Linked DNA regions of Homo sapiens: region 2 is linked to region 1. A link is a loop called in an ENCODE intact Hi-C map of the cell type or tissue named here. Cell type or tissue: ascending aorta. All regions are shown on one strand. Links, peaks and the distances in the headings refer to the core of each region. The heading gives the core; the rest is flanking DNA. Region 1 has its middle 72 kb from the start of PCLO. Region 2 holds the start of LOC105375377 (a long non-coding RNA gene).

What was found. Peaks named below come from ENCODE experiments on the same cell type or tissue, not always from the same donor. Only the 100,000 strongest peaks of a DNase experiment are listed, where the experiment ranks them.
Region 2: it touches region 1 in a loop (4-fold over the local background); 2 of 110 quality-filtered maps call a loop at or near these places.

What each region holds. Positions count from the first base shown.
Region 1 is chr7:83,228,997-83,240,710 of GRCh38, reverse strand. No RefSeq gene overlaps it. Among named protein-coding and RNA genes, the nearest start is that of PCLO, 72 kb to the right of the region's middle. In ascending aorta, for the core only: no CTCF peak of the experiment used is centred there; no DNase peak of the experiment used is centred there.
Region 2 is chr7:83,169,673-83,181,386 of GRCh38, reverse strand. It overlaps LOC105375377 (a long non-coding RNA gene), which reads left to right and starts at 5,927. Exons shown (of 3, transcript XR_927715.2): 1 at 5,927-5,979; 2 at 11,420-11,714. In ascending aorta, for the core only: no CTCF peak of the experiment used is centred there; no DNase peak of the experiment used is centred there.

The sequences.
Region 1 (11,714 bases), core at 2,153-10,152:
GCATCATATGGTGAAAAGAGCATTTAAAAATAATTATACATTCATACATATATGTACATATACCAATACCTAAATTATTATTAAATACAGATTTTTATTAATTGAGCTTATCTCTATATTATGCCAAGAAAGTTTTCAGGGCAATGTAATATATTATAATTTATGATTATTAGATTAAGATATTGGAAGAAGATATTAACATGAGTTGGACTGTGAGGGTTAATTTTAGTAGGATTGAAATTAGCCTGATATGTTTTACTGAAATAAGAATGTACTGAGCACTGAACTATGGTCAAAGCATAAATCATACTGATTATGAGTGTTGCTTTGTAATCATGCGTCTGAGAAGTTTGGGGACAGTCCATATCAGCTTGTCAGGATTAAAGACTTGCAACTTGTCTCAGTGAGATCTTTTAAGGGCTCTGTGATTGGAGCTGATCACATAGCAAGAATATGCCAGTAGGATTAGCAGGGAATGTGTAACCCTGGTTGAAGCTCCATTTACACTCCCTGATTTCTGAGGTTTCCGTATATTTGCCAGTGGTTCCTGACTTCAGAGAGAAAGTTCATCTAGCATGACCTTTACAAATGGAAGTCAGGTGGAACTTGCACCTGTGGATTGGAACTTGGCCTTTCTAGATTAATTGCTGTGAGGCAGCCATTGGTTATCAATCATATCCTTGCTTTAATGCTGCTGCTGAATGATATACATTTCCAGTAGTAAATTATAATTTTGTAAGTATTGCATGTTGAGTATTGTGAGTCTTATTTAGCAATTGAATACTGTCCAGTTAGTAAAGATGGTGTCAAAGTGGGATTTATTAAAAGATCATTTACTCACTGTTAACCAATAATATGATTAAACTATTATTCAGAAATAAAAAATGATTCTTTAAATGTGTTAAAATGAACCATTGATGTTGCGTAGTTGCCTAATACAAGTTTGGAATCAGTATTGATAATAATACTTTCCATGGAATGTAAAAATGGTAGAATCTGAACATCAGGAGCTATGAAAATGGATTAAGAGGAACTTCAAGCTGATAGCAGATTAGCTAAAAATTTAGTTCATTAGGTACTGCTTTCAGGACTAGCCAAAGAAAATCTTTCAGTTGAGCTTTGACCTCAGGCAAGAGGAGCTCCAACCATAGAAACTTGGGCAACTACAACATTTGATAAATTGGCTACACCTATGAGACCAGTTACAATTAAAATAGTAGTTAAAATTGGGCAAGTTGATAATAAAAGGAAAAAAGTCATGAAAGTAAAAAGTAGTATACTGAAGAAATCAAGTAACTGCAGATCATTAGAAGAAATTCTCTGATGAGCCCTTGTTAAAATGACTCTTGAAAACTTTAGATCAAAGAGCTTTGTCTATGGCATTGAACAACTCAGATTAGAGAAGAATGTTTGAGCTCACATGCATACTCAAGTGGCTGCTCTCTTTATGGTGATGATTTGGATACAAGCAATATTGGAGTGTCTGTATGACAACAAAAGCAACCTCACTGATGATATTCCACTTACCTATGTAGTAACTGCTACTGTATTAAAAGAAAACCTGCCAGCATGGGCAGTCTGTATGACTTTGTTGTTGGATCCTCAGGAGTATATAAAGAGGTAGTTTCAGAACTTTTATCCCAGCTATCTCACATAAAACCTCGATATGGTTTGGCTATGTCCCCACCCAAATCTCATCTTGAATTTCCACCTGTTGTGTGAGGGGTCCGGTGGGAAGTAACTGAATCATGGGGCAGGTCTTTATGGTAGGACCATAAGCCTCATGAGATCTGATGGTTTTAAGAAGGAGTTTCCCTGCACAAGTTCTCTACTCTTTTCTGCTGCCATGTGAGACATGCCTTTCACCTTCTGCATGATTGTGAGCCCTCCCTAGCCACATGGAATTGTAAGTCCAATAAACCTCTTTGTTTTGTAAATTGCCCAATCTCGGGTATGTCTTTATCAGTAGTGTGAAAATGCACCAATACATACCTGAATGTTAGGGCTTTATAAACAGAAAAAAAAATAAGAATGGGGACAACAATTCAGGCAATAAGTGTAGAAGTTTGGAAATGGCTCATTCAAATGGCATGAAAAAAAAAGAAATTGATGGAGTACCCAGCAAAGCCTTGATAGAATTTTATAGAAGCTGAAGGTGCCCCCAACTGCCTCTCTATAAACTTTCCAGGATGTGAAGATTCCAGGGTACCTAGATGATTGATTTATTTGAGCTCAGAAGAAGTTCAAAGGAAAGGTTCAGCTGAACCTCTAGCATTAGATGTGAAAATACTATGTTTAAATATTAATGTGGTGATATAGGAAGAAGATTGACATGATTGACATGAAAGTCAGTCTCTTGACTCAGTCCCTGTTGGGACACTTGAGGCCTTTTACAAAGCTTGGGTGAAATGCCTGTGGATAGAGAAGAAATTCTTTTTGGTCTACTACTCTGTAAAGAGCAAAAAAAAAGAAAATCTGAATAAAGGTTGAAATTATGATTTAAAAAGTATACTGTGGTAGCATCTCTTTTATGTCAATAAATAATTGGATATAATAATGAAAAGGTATAGATATAGTGTGAGAATAAAAAAATAACTTGTAGATTTTCCCTCTATCCAGCATTAGTTGGAAATGCAACATGAGTGCCTTTACAGTTCCTAAGCAATATGAGTGATATATTTGAAGCAACTCAGAATATGTGGAAGGCAACAATAAATTGCCAGAATAATTAAGGCAGTGTGGAATTCAAGTGTGTCAATGCCTACAAACTTGCTATACAATAGACCAGCACAGCCAGTGAAGCAGGTTGGTGTATGATGGAGAATGACACTTGACTATGGAAGATTAAAAGAACAGTGTTCTCAGTAGCTTTAGTAGTCCTTGATATGGTGCTATTTCACTAACACAAGGTAAAGGTAACTAGTATTCTGTAGTTGAATTTGGCAGATGGGTTATTCTTAATATGTCAGCAAAGAGAGCCAACAACATTTTCAATCATGTTAAACAGTTATCAATATGCATTTATTGTACTAACAACCTCAAGAGCATTTGAACTTTCCTATAAAGTATGACAATCTGGTAAGGCAGGGCTTAGATGCAATGCAAATTGACTTTGTTCTACTATAATATGTTGATGATAATATAATTATTTCTGAAACTGAGGATCAAACTAACAACGACCATACTAAAGTCATAAATCATGTGGCTGACTGGGGATCATTCTTTAATCCTACTAAAACTCAAGACACTGCACAGCCTATGGAGTTTTGCGTAATTACATAGGCTGGAGCAATATATGACATACCATATAGCCTTGGCCTAAATTGTTATTGCTCCTCACCCCTCAGACTAAAAGGAAGGCTCAATGCTTAGTTAATCTATTTGGCTTTTGGTGAAATCATGTATCTTATTAAGCATTCTGCTAGCCCCCATCTAGAAAGTTTCCTCAAAAGAAAAACACATGTATGTATAATTTGATTGGGCACCCAACAGCCAGACCTTTCTTAAACCACAAGAAGCTGCAGTTCAAGCCATTCTATTAAGGCTATATGATCATAATGCTAGAATTATATTTAAAGTGTCAGCCACAGATTCATGCTATTTAGAATATCTGGCAAAAGCTAATAATCACTGCTCAACAGCAATCTCTGGGCTTCTGGACTGGAAAATTATTGTATACAGCATTCAAATACATCCCATTTGAAAGAAGGAAAGAAAAAGAACAAGAGTTCAAACTGGGCATGTTGAGGCTGAAGTAACAGAACATTCTAGAAGTAGTTATTGTGCACTGAGACAGCCCCAGTAACTGAAGTATGTGATATTACATTAAGACCTGAAATACCCACCATATCATGAATGATGCCAGAAAAGCACTCCAACAAGGCAATCAAAGAAGTTTTATCATAATATGAAGATATACACAGGAGCAGGAAACAATGGTTGGGATGCATCATAGAAAGTTGCACCGGCTACCTCAGGCTGCCATAACAAAATATTATAGAGTTCCATAAACAACTAAAATTTATTTTTGTACACTCAAGGACTCTGAAAGGCCAAGATCATGGTGTCAGCATGGTCAAGTTCTGGTGAGAACCCTTTTCTTGTCTTGTAGACAATTGCTTTCTCACTGTGTCCTGACATAATGCAGAGAGAGAGAGAGAGAGCATTCTCTATCTCTTCCTTTTCTTAGCCACTAATCCCATCACGAGGGCCCTACTGTTATGACCTAACTTAATCCCAATTACCTCCCAAGGCGCCATCTTTAAATACCATGGCATTGGGTTGTATGGTTTGAATGTATGTGTCCCTCCAAAATTCATATGTTGGAACTTAAACACCAAGCTGATGGCATTAAGAGATGGGGACTTTCGGAGGTGATTAGACAATGAGAGCTCTGCCCTCATGGGTAAGATTAATGCCCTTATAAAATTATAAATTATGGGCTTCAGAAAGTAGCCTATCTCTTCTGCCATATGAGAGCACAGTGTTCATCCCTTTTTGCTCCTTTCTACCATGTTAGGGAATATCAAGAAGGTACCGTCTTGGAAGTAGAGAGAAGCCTTCAGCAGACACTGAATCTGCCTGTGCTTTAATGTTGAACTTCTCAGCCTACAGAACGATGAGAAAATGAATTTATGTTATTTATAAATCACTCAATCTCAGGTGTTTTTAGAGTGGCACAAACTAAGACATTGGGGATTAGGGATTCAACATACATATTTGGAAGGGACACAAACGTTCAATCCATAACAGATATCATTATATTTACGAACAAGTAGCCAATTTAGCTCTAATGACAGTACCTAATTTAGATTTTTCCTAAGGAGTTACCTACTGCTGCTGGTAAATGGGCCCTTCCTTTAGACCAATCGGCCAAGGTTGCCAGGCAGTTGGCTTAGTTCAGATAGCAGTTCCAGAATCAGGGGACAAAGCTCATTACGGAAAGCTACCACTGCTCTCTTTTTAGCAAACAATAAACTCCTTATCGAGAAAGTTCATAGTTGGTTAGCCTAGTGGCCTGAATTACAATTTCTGTTTCCAGCAATGATAAAAATCTGCATACACACCCCCCACCACCACAAACAGACACACACACTATTTAATTATGTATAGTGCTAAGTTATGGCATGTTGTCAAAAGAATTGCAACTGGCTGGGCGCAGTGGCTCACGCCTGTAATACCAGGACTTTGGAAGGCTGAGGCGGGTGGATCACGAGGTCAGGAGATCAAGACCATCCCTGCTAACACGGTGAAACCTGTCTCTACTAAAAATACAAAAAATTAGCCAGGCGTGGTGACGGGCGCCTGTAGTCCCAGCTACTCGGGAGGCTGAGGCAGGAGAATGGCATGAACCCGGGAGGTGGGCGGAGCTTGCAGTGAGCCGAGATCGCGCCACTGCCCTCCAGCTGGGCGACAGAGCGAGACTCCATCTCAAAAAAAAAAAAAAAAAAGAATTGCAACTTAGTCTGGAAAATGGTCCATAGCTACCTGCATGATAAAAGAGACTCTCATGTAGGACACTGTTATATGTAAATCCCTATGGAAAATTTGAGGTCAAATTGAAAAGGATATGTTACTGTTCACCAAAGAAATCCTATACCAAAATCTGATGGTGATTGAATCAAAATGTTCATGTCCTAGATCTGTGTCTTAAAATGGCAACCCAGTTCCATGAAATGAGTACACATGAGGGAAATCAGGCCATGAAGAGATGAGCCAGACAATGTATATCACTAACCCCTGAAAATGCACAAACTGTTAATAAAAATTTCCCTGTATGCTAATCAGAAAGACAGAATTTGCAGCTCGCCCTAGGAAGTAATTCCAAGAAAAGTCTAGCAACAGGTGTCAAGTAGATTGCATTGGCTTTTTCTCTACTTCTTTGAAGGATGTAAATGAATATTGGCAAGGTTTCTTAATAATATACTCTGAATTTGGTTTGGCATGAGCAGTGACTGAGATCAATGTTGATAATACTATCCAATAAGTTGAACAAGAATATTGTAAATAGTCTGGCCATTCTACTTAGATTTCATCAGATCAATATGTTAATTTCATTGCCCACATGAAGCACTTATGCATGAAGAAGTATCATGTTCAATAAACTTATATTTTTGGTGCCACTCAAAGTAATGGGTTAATAGAAAATTGGAATGGACAAATATAACCCCTTCTTAAAAATATGGGGGTTGCCAAACAATTGAAGAGCTAGTCTCCAAACAGAATTCTGTTTACCACTTATTATAAATTGATGAAACTAAACATGAGTTTCCATTAGGTAAATTATTACATATTTGTGGTAGAAATAGGAAAGAAGGGCTGGACAATGACACAGCAACTGACATAAAAATACTTTGTACTTCAACTTAGTTTTCTTTTTCAATGAAAAAGGCCCAATAGTCCTTGCGCTGACACTATCACTAAAGATCCGAATAGCTGGTAATACTGCAAAACAAAATTCATGTCTATTAAGTTGAACACAACTGCAAGAATTCAAAAAAGATTTATGAAATGTTTTATCTCTTACCTACATATCATCAAGTTGGAAGTGACTGTTCCATTTCTTTGTACTCATCTATTCTTACTTCCTGCTATTGAGAATAAAGTGAAAGCCCTGGCACAGTACATCTTGATGCGAGTAATATGAAATACACCAGAGGGCAAACCAGAAGGACCTACTTCAGAAGTGAAAGCTGGATTAAAATTAATTATCAAAAGAAGAAAGTTGTGACTGTTTCTGAAAGAAAGAGAGCCAATGAGTGGGTTTTATACAAGGGATTCTAACATATAAGCCAGATAAAGGCTTAGAGCAAGAGAATAATAAGCTTTCTCAACTTAGGTTGAAAAGTGCCTTAGGGTAAAGTACCTTGTCAAAACCTCTTCTTCTTTTAAAGAACCAAGAAATTAGCTAAGCAATGGTCAACCTAATGAACATGTTTTTGGAAATGATCCATACCCTTACTCTGTCTATGGCTATGTGGAGCAATACAAATGTGGTTATTTCTTTCAGCTCTCATTTCCAAAGTACAACTATTATCAAGGACCTGTGTTTTGAAGCAAGTGTGGAAATGTGTGTTCCCAGTTGAATCTGGAGAACACTGTGTGTTAATTCACAATCTAAAAGAACATGATGTGGCCATTAATTGTGATTATGGTTTAATGACAGTAGCAAGTCCCATCTGTCATAATATTATGTGAGAAACTAGCAATTTGCCTTATTGTATGTGGAAACTCTAAAGTAGCTGGAGGAAACAATGAGTTGTGAAGCACTGACAAAGGAAAATAACCAGGTATACCTTGGTAAGCCTGAATAACTGGAAATGAGATGTCAGAGATTTGATGTGGACAACAACGTAAAATGTGGTTAATCATGGCTACTACTAATGTGACCTTATCTTGGCAGATTCAACAATTTTGTTCCCAGATTTATTTCCTATACATTCTGAAGTGTTTAGTACCTAATGGCAACATCAGTTTTAATGGATCAAATGGCACTGGCCAGTGGAAAAAAAAAGAGCTTTAAATAATTAGAAATAAGGATAGGAATAATTGTCTGGTGAAGTTTGCTTTTAATTAGGGAAGATCTGTGAGGGTCAAATAGCTCATGATCTTCTTCCAGAAGATGGGAAACCAACTAGAATGATATAACACTGACAAAAATGGACCTTGCAATTAAAGCAAACATTAAGATGACATGTCCCAAACCAGCAAGTGAAATGAGCTTGCATGTTAGTTAGCATGGCTGCCTTCTTCCTGTGTCCCTTACATGGTCTTTCCTTGGTGCATAGGCATCCCTGGTATCTCTTTGTGTATCCACATTTCCTCTTCTTATGAGGACGCCAGTCAGATTGGATTACTGCTCACTCTACAGCCTCATTTTAGCTTAATCACCTCTTTGAAGGCCCTATCCCCAAACACAGTCACATTCTTGGTACTGGGGCTTCAACATATTAATTTGGGGGGGACAAAATTTAGCCCATAACACATGGTCTTTAACCTACTATCAGAAATAATATATGATATATGGGAAGGGGTAAATTTTATGGAAGAAACAAAATAATTATATTGCAATAATATTTTGTTTACATTACAACCGTATATTCAGAGTATGCCATGATGCTCTTATACAGAATAATAGAGATCCCATGTAAATTTAATATTATGGAACCTAGTAATACTTTGAACACTAACACTGAAGATCAAGTGTATTGAGAAATTGAATTAAAACTCTTTCAGGATGTCATCGAAAGGGAAGTGGTCTGAAAAAAATTTAAACCTTATCAATGATAAATATATTATAATTATTAGTCATTCAGCAGATGCAAACCCTAAAGTGCAGGTATATATAGATCAAGGATGAAACAAGAAACTTAGGTTAATAGAAAACTGTGAGAAAGTTTGTGCTGGTATTATCATATGATTCTGATTCTATTTGCTGTTTAAATCCATGTAACTCCTCGATGGTTATTACAAATGTTTGGAATAGGTATGTGATTTTGTTTACGGATTCTAGTTACACAATATGGCAAGTAATTGCTGTCAAACTAGAGTGATTGTTTTGTCATATCAAGTCCTTGAGCACAGATAAGAGACGTGGATGGTGTTGCTGTGAAGGTTAATTCCAACAAGTCAGGAATGAGCCTGATCTGTTTAATTAAAATGAGAAATATGAAAATACGATTAATAGTATTGATAGCAACCATGATCCAAAGAGTTTCAGGGAGGTTTATACTGCTTCTTAGCACTGTTTATTGATAACAGAGAGATTGGTGAATTATACCTAGTCTCAGTGAAGTGCTTTTGAGGTTGTGCTTTTGGGATTGGTTTTGTAGCAAGGTTGTCTTTTGGGGGTTGGTTATATAGCGAGGTTGTGTTTTGGGGTGGGTTATGTAGCAGGAATGTTTTTATATAATCAGTAAAAACATCCCAGTTTTTCAGATATCCCAAGTGAGACTCCATATGGGCTCCCTGTTTCTGAGATGCTCTGTACACACACCAGTGGTTTCTGATCCAGGAATATATCCAGCACACCATTATAGAAGGGAAATAATTGAAGCTTGCACCCGTGCCCTTGTTGAGAGGCATATTCTTACTTCACGCATATCCTTACTTCAACAATAATGCAGCAAACTGTAGATTTGTAAGCACTTCATTTTGGGTCCTATGAGTTTTCTTTAATGATCAAACCCTGTTTAACTCCCCCTCATAGTCTAAGAACGTAAGCTATTACTGTTAAAGAATACAATGGTAAAGTTTGTGTACAAGCCATTGTTGTTGTCTTGTCACCTCTTAGTATTTAAACAGGTCTCAAAGATAGTTTGCTGGCTGTTCTTTCACCACTCAAAAAAAACCCCACTGAGAATATTTATAGAAGTGGTAGCAATTTACACCAAAATCTTCAAAACCCTCAGTAATTTTTAGGACCTCTTACCATCACAGATAGAACCTTCTAACATTGAAACACATTGCACGGGACGAATGCTAGGATTCAGTAAGTAGAAACTGCCCTATGGAGTGGAAAACGCATTGAAAAAGGAGTCAGGAGAAATGGTCCTAGTTTTGCGTATTTCACCTTAAGTAGGAACCACTCAGCAAGTCATAACCTCTTTCTCTGTATCAGTTTCATTATAAAATAGACGTGCAGGACTACATGATTTCTATCTCCCTGGGTCTAGAATCATTTGATTCAACCATGGTAGGTAATCAGTTACCTAAAAATAATCTAAGCTTAAAACTGTAAATTAAAGAGAATTTTAAACACAAATCTAGAGGCAACGGGAAGGAATGCTAAGGAGTTACAATTGTTTTAAATGTTCCATTTTGTCTACTGTTTTTCTCCAAGTCAGGATATGCTATTTAGAAGAAGATACTATGTAATTAAATTTAATTTTACTAAGGAAATAATAATAGAGGTATCTATTATTTTTGCAGAATATTTGCAAAAGAAATAATTGGCTGTGGTAATTTTTACATGCTTCTTATTAATTTATTCTTATTGATAATAATTCTTATTAATCTCCTAAATTGTCCTTTAAGAAAGTTATTATTCCTATTTTATAGGTAAGGAAAACAAAGTTCAAAGAGTTTAAATAACTTTCCTCAGATCAGTAAAAAGTTACAGCTATTTCTAAATCATAGGTATGTATAGAAAATATACATAAGCTGTCTGAAAAGAGAGTAACTGCTGAAAGGATAATTCAAGAAACTGCAAAAAGGGAGTAAAATAAAGGAAACTTCAGATTGGCTTTGTAGTTTAATATAAGATATGTATTACAAATAATTAGCAGACAAATTGGTCACAATGATTCTCAGGGTCTTGGCTCCTTCTCTTTTTGATCTGTTTTCGTACCATTTCTGGTTCTTTTGGGTACATATTCTTATCAGAGTATACTTGAGCCTGACTCCAGCTCCTTCTCTACTTTCATACAGTTGATTCTGTTTTGTTTTATTTCCATCTGCTAATTTACTTAGCTCAAGAATACTGAATTCCAGTTTCACTTATGTATTCCAATTCTCTCTTCTGAATATCCACTATTCTGTTAAAGCTCTGTATCTGCATAAGGTTCTTCCCAATTGCAAGAAACACCATTTTTCAGAAACAGAAAGACTGTATTATAAGAATTTCTTCTCTGAAAATAGAACAGACTAGATGTTTGGAATAAATTTCTGGTACAGAACATACATAAATGCCAGGTAAAATATTAAAAGGATCTTTAAAAAATTAAGTGAGCAGGAAGAAAATAAAGAATATAATGGGAAGCAAGCAATGACAAGAAAGTGCTAAACCAGAGAAGGAAAGAAGGTAAAGAATAGCACGTGCACTGTGAGAGAATTGTGCTCATGATTGGACTCATTAGGTTTCAATGGGTTTGTTTCGAAACCATAAGAACCAAAGGCCTGTGCCTACTTTAGACCCACCAAAATGAAGCCTTTAAAAAGGCTTAATAAGATTAACAAGACAGACATAATTTGAAAGCTGAGTTCCACTAAGTTAGAGGGACTTGGGAAAGACCTTGGCCTTTTCACAAATTCAGTTTCACAAGGTCATAAAACCAAGTCTTTGCAAGTACAAGGTGATCCATTTTAAGTAAAATTTCTGCTAATATTGAATCAGAGTTTTTACATTGTATAATCCAAATATCCAAGGTTTTCAATAAAGAATCAATAAATATATAAAGGGACTGAATAACAATCAGTTAAAACCAAATCCAAGATGGCACAGATGTTTAACTTAGCACCCAAATATTTCAAAGTGGCTATTACAAATATATTGAAATATTTAAAGAAAAATGTGCTCAAATTATTAATTAAAATATATTAATTATTAATTCCTTAATGTAGGAAATTTCAGAAGAGAAATGGAATCTATAAAATAAATTAAAAATTTTAGAAATAAGTAATAAAATGAAATGGAATTTTCACTGAATGAGCTTAACAGATGATTGCGAATAAAAAAATTAGTAAATGTAAACTCAAAGCACTAGAAACTATTCAATCTGAAAATATTAAAGAAAAATGGAGCTTCAGGGATCTGTGAAACAATATCAGAAGTTTCTAACATACAGGTAATTGAAGTCACTGGCAGAGAAAACTATTGATTGGGGCAGAAAAAGAAAAAAATGATTTAAAAAGTAAAAGGTGAAAACTTCCCAAGTTTGAACTAAAAAAATCCTGATTTATAGATCAGAGAAGTTCAGCAAACTGTTACAAACATA
Region 2 (11,714 bases), core at 1,695-9,694, 59 kb after region 1:
AAAATTAATAATGTACTCTCTGTCAAAATACCAATGACATTCTTCACAGAAATAGGAAAAACAATTATAAAATTCATATGGAACTACAAAAGATCCCAAATAGCCAAAGTACTCCTGATCAAAAAGAACAAAGCTAGAGGCCTCACAATACCTGCCTTCAAAATATACTACAAAGTTATACTAACCAAAGCAGCATGGTACTGCCATAAAAAAATAGACCAGTGGAACAGAATACAGAGCTCAGAAATAAATTAACACAACTACAGCATACTAAATTTCAAAAAAAAAGGTGTCAAGAACACACAATTAAGGAAAGACAGTCTCATCAATAAATGGTGCTGGGAAAATTGAATATCCCCATGCAGAAGAATGAGACTGGATTTCTACCTCTTACTATATAGATAGATAAACTCAAAATATATTAGAGACTTAAATTTAAAATCTGAAAATATAAAACTACTAGAAAAAGAAAAACAAGATAAATGGTTTACCACACTGGGGTGGGCAAGAATTTTAAAAATAAGACCTCAAAAGCAAAAACAATACAAGCAAAAGACAGACAAATGGGATTACACCAAACTAAAAAGCTTCTTCGCAACAAAGGAAACAACTAAAAATGTTTACATGACAACCTACAGGATGCAAACCAATATTTGCAAATGATCCATCTAAGAATGGGTTAATATTTTGAATATATGAGGAACTTAATTCAACAGCCAAAAAACCAAATAACCCAATTTTTAAAATAGACAAAAGACCTTCATACATATTTCTCAAAAGGAGACATACAAATGACCAATAGGTACATTATAAAGTTCTCAACATCACTATTTATTAGGGAAATGCAAATCGAATTTATGGGATACCACCTTATTTTAGCTAGAATGGCTATTTTCAAAAAAACAAAAGAAAACTAGCATGGGAAATGATGTGGAGAAAAAGGGACACTAACATACTGTTGGTTAGATTATAAATTAGTAAGATCACTATAAAAACAGTATGAAGGTCTTTCAAAAAAAACTAAAAACAGAACTAACATATGATCCAGGAATACTGGGTATATACCCAAAGGAAATAAAATCAGTATATCAAAGAGCTATCTGCACTCTGATGTCTATTACAGCACTATTTACAATAAGCAAATGTGGAATCAACTCAAGCATCCAACAGTGGATAAATGGATAAAGAAAATGTGCTAATTATACACAATGGAACACTATTCATCCCTATGAAAGAATGAAATCCTCTCATTTGCAACAAAATGGATGGACCTAGAGGACATCATCTTAAATGAAATAAGCCAGACACAAAAAGACAAATATGACATAATCTCACTCATATATAAAAACTAAATAATAATAATCATAAAGAGAGTTGATATCATCAAAGTAGACAGTAGAACAATGATTACTAGAGATTGGGAAAGAGAAGGAAGGGGAGGATAGAGAGAGATTGGTCAAAGGGTACAAGGTTACAATTAGATAGAAGGAATAATTCTGGTGTTGTTGCAAAATAGGGCGATGATGGTTCATGGTAAGGTACTGTATATTACAAAATAGCTAGAAAAGAGGCTTTTCAATGTTCTCACCACAGAAAGAAATGATAAATGCATGATGTGATGGATGTGCTAAATACCCTGACTTGATTATTATACAACATACATATGTATTGGAACATCAGCATGTACCCCATATAAATGTATATCTAAATGTATAATTACAATGTGTCAATTAAAAAAATCCTTAACTTAAAAATTGTGAGTCAGACTATGTTACTCTTGTCATCATTAGCTTCCAATGGCTTCCCATTGCTCTTGGAATAAAATCCAAATCCTTTGTCCTGGCCTAAATGCCTGACATGATCTGGTTTCCACCTACTTCTCTCTACTTCATCTCAGATACTTTCCCTCATGGCTTCCTTTCCAACTATAGAAATTTGCCTTTTTTTTCTATTCCTTAAACTAACTAAGTTCTTTGCTATTTAATGATTTTTAGACTTAGATACTTTTTTTCCATTGAATACTTTTTCCCCAGGTCTTCACATATTCAACTTTTGGGTCTCAGCTTAAATGTCACCTCTTTGAAGACACCTTGCCATGCTATTCCATCAGATGTTGTTTCCTCTTGTCACTCCATCTCATTTTCCCATTTGTTTACTTCCTGGCATTTGACAAGGTCTATAAGTTTCCTGTTAGTTGTGTATTTACATGTGGTTAACAATTCTTATTCTAAACAATGTAAGCTCCACTAGGGAAGAACTTTCACCAAATACTTTATGCTACTTCCACCCCTGAGAGGCCCATTTCTATGAAAAACTTGGAAGAAACTGTTGAACATTCTTTTATAAATTCTGGCTCTGTGTCCGAACCCCTTATCCTCAATGGGACTGCATACTCCTGTTTACACATCTGTAAAGAATGTGTGAATCCAAATGTCATTGTTTGTGGGATATGGGTTATCATAATAGGGCCACATCCAAGGATAATAAAAGTAGAACACTCTTATGGGTATAGGGAGGGGGAGTGGATAGAGGATTTTGTTGAAAAAGTTATTTCATACTAAAAAAAAATATTAACCCCTTCAATTGTAATCATTTTATACTGTTCACAGTGCAGCTACCACAATGGTAGACACACAAGGCCTATTAGAGAGTTGTAATTGCTGAACAGGATAACATAAGATGTTTCTTTGGGAAAAGTTTCTGGAGATGAGACTATAACTGCTTTGAAGATAGGGAAAGTAATGTTATCCTGTGAATAGCACGGTTAGAATTCAGCCACTACCAGACTTGTCCATGCCAGTACAGTATTTCGCCTAAGTTTCTGGAGTAGATTCTAACTGGTCTTCCTACCTCCCTTTTTGCTCACTAGAATCTATGCACAATAGCCAGAGTGATCTTGTACACATTTAAGTCAAACCATAACACTTACTTGCTTAAAACTCTCCAGTAGATTTCCATCTCACCTAGGGGAAAGTCTTTACAATTTACTAGCTTCTGTGTGTCTGCAGCTCCTCGTTGTCTTTCTCACGTCATCTCTCATGGCTTCCACCACTTGCTTTGTCTCTCCTAACCACACTGGCCTCCATGTTCCTCTGTATCAATAAGGCAGCCTGCCAACTCAGGCCTTTCGAGTTTGCTTTCTTTGGCCTGAATTATCTGTCTCCAATTATATGCATGGCTTGCCCACACACGTCCTTCAAATCTTTGCCTAAATGCCCTCTTAGTGCAGCCTTCCCTTCCATTTAAAATTGGAACACTTGCATTTCCATGAGGGTAGAGACTCTTCATTAATTCATTTATTAATTCAGGAAATTGATCACTTACTATCTCTAGGAACTTGGGATAAAACAGATAAAAATACCTGCCTTCATGGAACTCACATTCTAAGGCATAGAGATGAAGAGATTTTTTTTTTAAGTGTGTGTGTGAGGAGGCGGTTGTGGGGAGAGAGAGAGAAAATTGGGGAGAGGAAAAAAAGGAGGGAAAAAGAGTGGAGGTGCTAAAAGTGAATGTGGAGGTTGTAATTTGATACAGGAAGGAGTCTTTTAGCCAAGACTTCTTATATTAGTATTCATTACCAATATAATGAGAAAAAAATGAATTATAAAAATAAACATTTTTTTACAATTGAGTTAACACCTAGGTGGGTTTTACCACCTCCTAAATTATCATTGTGTAATAATGTATACTTATTTTAATGAGAAGTTCTATGAAGTTTTAAACGTGCAGGCTCTGTATCCCAACTGACTGGTTTAGAATTTCATCTCCTACTCTTACTAGCTGTGACCTTAACACATTCTACTTCATTTCCTCATCTGAAAATAGTGGTATCTACTGGATTTTTTTTAAACTTCTCAAATTTTGAAATAATTTTAGACCTACAGATAAAATTGCAGTAGTAGTAGAGAAAGACCTTGTATACTCTTTACTGAGCATCCTCTATTGTTAAAATATTACATAACCATTGTGTTTATTGAAATTAAGAAGTGAACATTGGTATATTACTATTTACTAAACTACAGATCTTATTCAAATTTCACGATTTTTTCCACTAATATCCATTTACTGGTCCAACATCCACCCAGGATCCCACATTGGATATAGTTTCCATGTTTCCTTAGTCTATTTCAATCTGCAATATTCTTCAGTATTTCATTGTCTTTTCTGATCATGCCACTTTGGAAAAGCATTGGTCAGATATTTTGCAGAATGTCTGTCAATTTGGGTATATATGATGATTTCCCATGGTTAGAGTGAGGATACTCCTTATGGATAGAGTGCAAAAATAATGTACCCTTCTCATTGTATTATATTAGGCAGCAAATAAGGCAGTAGTACATGATGTTAATATGTCATGTGATGTTAGCCTTGAACATTTAGTTAACCACTTGCTTTGTCTGCCCTTAGCCACAATGGCCTCCATATTCCTCTGTATCAAGAAGGCAGCCTGCTGACTCAGGCCTTTTGAATTTGCTTTTTAAAGTCATGTCTATTGAGGTGCCCTACTTTAAAGTTGCCTTCATGGAACTCACATTCATGGAACTATTTTCCCATTTATAATAAATATTTCGAGGGAGACACATTGAGACTATGCAAATATCCTACTTCTTCTTAATCTTTCACCCACTAATTTTACTATTTATTGGTAATCTGGCCTGCATTACTATGATAGTACTCTAATGATGACTTTTCTATTTGATGGGGTTGTTCACTAGCTTAAATAAGCAAAATAATGTAAACACAGAAAGTTCTTATTTCATGTTAAATATTTGTTTTTAATTAATGAATATTCATAATGGCTACTATTTATTTAGAGTTTACTAAGTGCCAAGTGCTGTACTACATATTTTATTAGTATGACTTTGTTTAATCATCACAACAACTTTGTGATGAAGGTACCATTGGTATCCAAACTGTATAGAGGAAGAAAATGAAGCATAGACTAGTTAAGCAATAAAACCAAGGAAAGTCTTTTAGTCACTGAAATGAAAGGATATTTTTGGGAAATCTTCTATGCAGTCTGGATCTCAAAACAAAAGAGCATTAAGAAAGGCACATTATTTCCGTAGTGTTCTTGCCAAAAATGCATAATGTAAATCTAAACATAGGAAGACACCAGACTAACACAAATTAAGCAATAATCTGAAAAATAACTGACCAGCCCACTTCAAAAGACACAAATAGCTTTTATACAACCCTTTCACATCCAATGTCCTATATTTGTTTCTAATGGTGCATAATCAGGAAGCCTACAAAGCCTACAAAAGGGAGATGTTTCTGTCCTTCAGAATTTCACAGTTAAAAAAATCCAAATACCATTAATAAGCATGCAATTTTATTTATTCATTGGAGTAAATAAAACAGTTCAATTTTGAGAGAGAAATTAGATAATTTGAAAGGTAAATATTCAATTTAAAAAAGACTTCTTGGGCAATACATACTTTTCTCAGAATGACCAATGGTCCCTTAGAGATAAGTCCGATAACCACAGAAATCTTAGTGAGATATAGTTTATGTAGCTGTTAGAACCTAACCCCTACCTTGTATGTTCTCCATAGTCAATCCCTACATTTCACTTTATCTATGAAAGTAAGAGGCAGCAAAGGATATGGCTCTGAGAAGGGTGGGGAAGATATGCTTGTCACAATTCTGGGTCATAAAAGCAATTATAATTTTCTGATTTAGGCTACATCAAAAATGCTCCTTTGTCAAAATGGATGCATTAAAATGACTCATGTGCTCAGGCTTATAATTTTCTCCCCTTGTCCTCATCTCTGCAACTACTGCCAGCTCCTATTCTGTCTACTTCATTGCTTATCTAAGATTTTAAGTTATTGGAGAGACTGTGACCTTAAATGAGTTGATGCTATTGTGTGCAGAATTCTGTTTTGTTAGTGGACAGTTCTATTTATCAAATGTTATTTGAAAGAGGAGAAATGAGAGACGAAAGGAAAGACCATACTTTCCCAAGTTTAAAAGGTATGATGAAAAATTGCAGTCCTTGGAACTTCAAGGCTTTTTAAAAAATAATTCTATATTTGTTCTGAAATAATGTTTTTTTCTGAAATTCTAGTCACTCTAGTGGCTTTGTTTTTCAAAAATGAGTGAGAGAGAGACTGCTTATTGAGCAAAATATATAAATTTTAGCCTACAAATGCTGAAATTCCATGGATATTTATTTTATTTAAATAAACTTAAAGCTGACAGAGCTCCCATTCTTCTGGGCTGGTGAAACAGTCAGTTTTAGTCATTATTGGGGTTCAGTGCTCCTTGTGTTTGCAACCATTCAATGTCTTGTGCAGCAATAAGGGAGGCCACTGGTCATTGGTCTTTCTGGCTTCAATATGTGTCTTTGTTCTAGTCTGCAAATAGCCTGAAGTCTGGAGACTTTCCAGCTCTCAGGTCTTATATGAAGTGCGTGGCTCTTTGGAGAGTCTGACCACCACTATACATAGGATAGCGCCTCTGGAAACACCATGTACTTTATACAACTATCTGTTCTCATGTCTTAGTTGTTCATCTCTCTCTTTTTTGCTTCTTTTTGCCTTCTGTCCCTGGGTTTCTACATAGCTTCTTCTTTCTACCCTGAAAAAGTTCCTGTGGCAAGAAAATACTTACATGTTTATTCTCCTATTTAATGTAAAAGAGAAAAACGGAAAAAAAAACCCACACAAATACTTCTCACAAAAATTATCTTTCCACCTTTGCTTGTAAAGATAAGGAAAAGAGTGGATATGCCTTCAATTTTTATGTTTGGAGTGCTTAGATGCACTTAGACCAGATGATGAAAACTCTAAGACAATTGCCACATATCTGGCTTGGGTGAGAAGTGTAGCCATTTATTGACATGCTTAGCAAAGCAGAGTGAGAGGGTTTGAGGAGGTATAGTAAGATTTGGGCATTTTGAACTTACAGTGCTGGAGCAACATTATTGTGCCTTGTCCAACAGAGAGGTGAGTATAAAGTTCACAGAAACAGTGAAGAATGAAGACAAAATTATAGTAACTGAACAGTGCGTAAGTGGTATTTAAGTCCAAAAAAAAAAAAAGAAGCATGATTTGTATCACACAAAGATAGCATGGGAGTTACCCCCAGAATTTATCAGGGGAAATGCATTATAATTCAATTTCACCTAGAATCTAGTTTTGTTATAGGTAATCTGTTGTTATTCATTCATTCATTTAACTATTCTTACATTCAGAAAATATTTACTGAATACCTATTACATGTGAGCCACTATTCTGAGGATTAGAGATAAATCCCTAATTTACATTCCAGTTGGGAAGACAAAATAAGTAAAACAAATACTATATCAGATGTAGATAAGTGGACTTGAAGACAAATAAAGCAATGAGGATAATAGGGAATGCTAAGGTGGGTAGGGGTTAACATTTTAAAGAGACTGTTCACATAAATTCTCACTGAAAAGGTGATGCTGATGCTAACTACTGATGAGCAAAGGCCTAAAGGGGGTTATATGCTTATAGGAAGGAAAAGTATTCCAGGCAGAGGGAATGGCATGTGCAAAGGCCCTGAGGCATAAGCATAGATGGTATGTTTGAAGAAGAATACATTGGTCAATGTGGCTGGAAGGATGTGAGCAAAGAAGAGAGCACTAGAAGTAAAAGTGGGTGGGTTTAAGATCACATGGAACTTTGTAGGATTTGCAAAATCTTTGGTTTTTCCTTTTATTGACATGGGAAGCCATTGGATGAGTTTGAGGCAGAGGAACTGACATGATCTGATAGCATCACACTGGTTACTTACTGTGTAGAGAGTAGATACACAAAAGTTGAGCAAGAGTGGAAGCTGGCAGACCAGACAGAAGCTATTGAAATTATTCAAGTGGAATTAAATAGTCAAATAGCAGTGTCAGAGATGAGACATATTTGGATTCCAGATAAATTCTGAAGTTGGAGACAATAGGATTTCCCACTGGATTAGCTATTTTGCGTAAGAGAAAGACAAGTTAAAATGATCCCAATATCCCAATATATTAATATCTAGCTTTAACAATGAGAGAGGTGAAATTACTATTAAATGATATGTGGAAATGGAATAGCAAGTTTGGGGTCAGGAGTGGAAATCAGTATTGATTTTGGACATGTTAATTTTTATATGAGTATTAAATATCATATGGGCTGGACACTTAAATCTGAATAAGAGCATCAGTTCAGCTACAAAGAGGAACAGAGAGATGGGCTATAGCTGGAGGGAGAAATAAGGTCAAGAGAAAATTTTAAAAAACATACTGGGACTAGAAACATGCTTGTCTGTTGATGGGAAAGATACTCGAGAGAGAGAAAATTTGATGATACTGGATCTTTGATTTAAGCTATTAGATCTCAGAACTAGGTTAGCCACTGATGAATATTTATGAGTTTTTCTTATGAAAAGTAATTTATTGGATTAAAAAACACATGGAATATAGGACATTTTTGTAAGCATATTGCTAAAGGTATTAAAACATATTGACTTGATAAGATAAATAATATTTCAATCTAGCACATGATATTTGCCAGATGATTGAATCAGAGAGGTAGAGTGAGCAGGAATAATTTTATGGAGGACGTGCATTTCAGAAGGTCCATGAAACTTGGGTAGGATTTGAATAGACTGGAAAGGGGTGAGAATACAAATGCTAGGGAATGTCTGAACATCACAAAGAGGTAATATGAGATATATCTTGGAAGGGAAAAGGAGGTTCATGTGAGGGGCAAGGGGAAAATAATTAGGAAGGGCATGTTTGTACTAGAGATTGTAGGGTATATAACTTAAAAGCTGTCAGTAAAGGAAGGTATCTCAAGTGACTCACATACTCTGGCCTGGGCCAGATTTTTTTCTGAAACAAGTTAAAAATGTACTGTGGGCCTGAAAGATTGAATAGAATTTTATATTAGTATCAAATTTATGGTCAGATGTAAGGCATGTTAATCTTTCAGATTATCTATAATGGATTTCAAAATATTGCTAACTTATTCTGAAAGTTAGTAAGACCTGTAGAATTTATGAACGCCATCGACAGAGGCTTATAAAAGAAGAGTAACTAATGTTAGTTCTTGACCTTAAACAGATTTCTAGAAATAGAAATAGTTACATGGAAAGTGAGTTGACATATGACATTTATTAGAAATTATTTTGAAAGCAAATATTCTTTGTAGGTAAAGGAACATATTCACTACAGAAAACCTCCGAGACTAAGTTAGGAGGAAGTATTTTTTCCTTTATATTGTCATCACTATTATCTGACCTACATGATTGTTAATTGCAACTCTGACACATACAGGAGTGGAGGAAGTTCAACCTGTCACTACTTATAATTCAGGCGCACAAACCAATGTGCTCAAAGGAAAATCAATAATAGGAATTAGTGGAGATGCAAAGAAGAAAATGTGGCTGAAGTCTATAATATATTGTGTATCTTGTCCTCTATCTTTTAAAAATGTAGTTCAGCAGACAGGACTAAAATCAATTATGAAATTTGTAAGCCCTAGCTAGATATTTCTAATTGGTAGAAAGATTGTGTCCTCCCTTAGCGAGAAGCGGAGATTGTAGAACAGTCAAATACATAATGACTGCAGAAGACAGGCTATGAACATAAATTAAGAAGCCAGGTGGGTGCGGGTTTAAAGGAGAAGGCTGCTACCCAACTGCAGTTGGTTGTTGCCAAGTAATAATGTACTTGGTGCTTCAGACTTCATTTTTCCAAAGAAATAAGAAATCTATAATTTGTAATGGGCAATCTGCCAATTTAAAAATATAGCACATAAAAAATTACTGTGTGGGGAGGACAAAACATATCCATGGAACACATTAAGTCCCCTGGCACTTGGCTTCTCATCTCTAGTCACTTCTGAAGGGGAAATGGACATGTGATCACCATATTATCCTGACCTATACCTTAATAAGGATTTCTAAAACTTCCCAAACATTTTTGCCTAAACCCAATTCTCAAGATGAATTTTTCTCCCTTTATTAAACTCAAAGTTTTGTTCCCTTCCTGTTTTCATTTGTTTTAAATTTAAATTTAATTGTGTTTTAATATTGGCTCTGCATGTGATAATCAATGTTTTGGGAACAAATTACAGTACAGTATTTTCAGAAAAATAATAGATGATAAAAAGAAGTTGTGAAATGTTTTAATAGCCTATCTTCATGCTTAAGGTGACATTGACATTTATCAGAGTAGCATAAAAATTTCTAGTTTTTAAAACATTGTTAAATTCTCTTCTATATTTAGCCTTGCTCATCACACCTCAAAAAGACTCTATCTTATAATATGCTCAGCAGAATAAGGACCAGTTCCAGGCTCAAATACGGAATTCCAGTTACAACTCCAGTATAACCAAATATATGCCCAGTCTAAATGCCCACATTCACTAAGCCAATAGCATACAGGGGAAAAAAGAGTTACATAATATTGTTTCTGTTTCCTAATCAGCTTTGTGTATGCCATGGGATTGAAAAAGCATGTTGAAGCAGCACTTTCCGGGTGCTTAAGTTACAAACTGCAGTCTGTTTATCCAGTCTAAGGCCTCTAAAATCAGAATATATAACATCTGCTCTTCCATCAATACGTCTCCTTACCCATCCTCACTGATCTAGTTTAGAGTTCATTCTTATTATTTATTTCAAACTGTAAGGTGCACATGAATCACCAGGGGATATTGTTAAAATGCAGATTCTGAAGCAGTAGGTCTGGGGTCAGGTTTGACAGTCTGTTTTCCTACAAACTCTTAGATGCTTATGTGGAAGGTCTAAGAACCCTACTCTCCCCAGAAAGATGGAATAGTTTTTTTTAAAAGTCTGTCTCCCCAACTAGAATATAAATTCTAAGCACAGAAACCAGGTCTCTCTTGCATCCCACTATACCTCTAGCATCAGCACATAGTAGGTGGTTTAAATAGTTGCTGCATGAAGGAATTCTGCCCTGCTGAACAAAACTAGGAGATCATCACTAACTGGCAAGGGAGACGGGCAAGCAGGCAAGAGACAGAGTTCCAAGTCTTGCTACTTGGCCACCTAAAGCCAGCTGGTGAGCTGTAAGGTACTGCCATGTTTCTGGCAGTAGATGGCCCATCTTTCCTCAGGATGTCTGCTTCTTGGCCACCTAAAGCCAACTGGTAAGCTGTAAGGTACGGCCATGTTTCTGACAGTAGATGGCCCATCTTTCCTCAGGTTGTCTTTGAGAATGGAATGAAAATACAAATGCCTAGAAAGAAACTATATTCATCACTTCAGAAAGAGCCTTTCTTCTATGGAAAATCTCTAGAACAGCTTCTCTTTGAGTCTTTTACTATCTATGATTAAAAATAGCCACCACTTCCTGCCAAGAATTGCAAGAAAATCAATAAGACCATGATGATCTATCTTGGAGTGTCATTTATTATATTGATACAATTATTTTTTTTCTTTGAAGGGCTCAGCTTTTGAATCTGTGATTGGTATATCTTTGGCCTTATGAGATGAATGATGAGATAAAATGTGTGAAAAATTAAACTTCTCTAGTGGCAAGTGTAAGTGACTCAAGAGTTATGCTGGAGAATGGATCATTGCTTCACTTCTACAGTTTAAAAATTTGTGAAACCAACCATGGTTACTGCAGTATTACATGGCTATCAGGTTTCAAAAGTTTGAGACCCCTGCAATGAAGGCCATTAGAAAACATGAAATATTATTATTACAGACAGATGATGGACCATCTTGCCAACAGC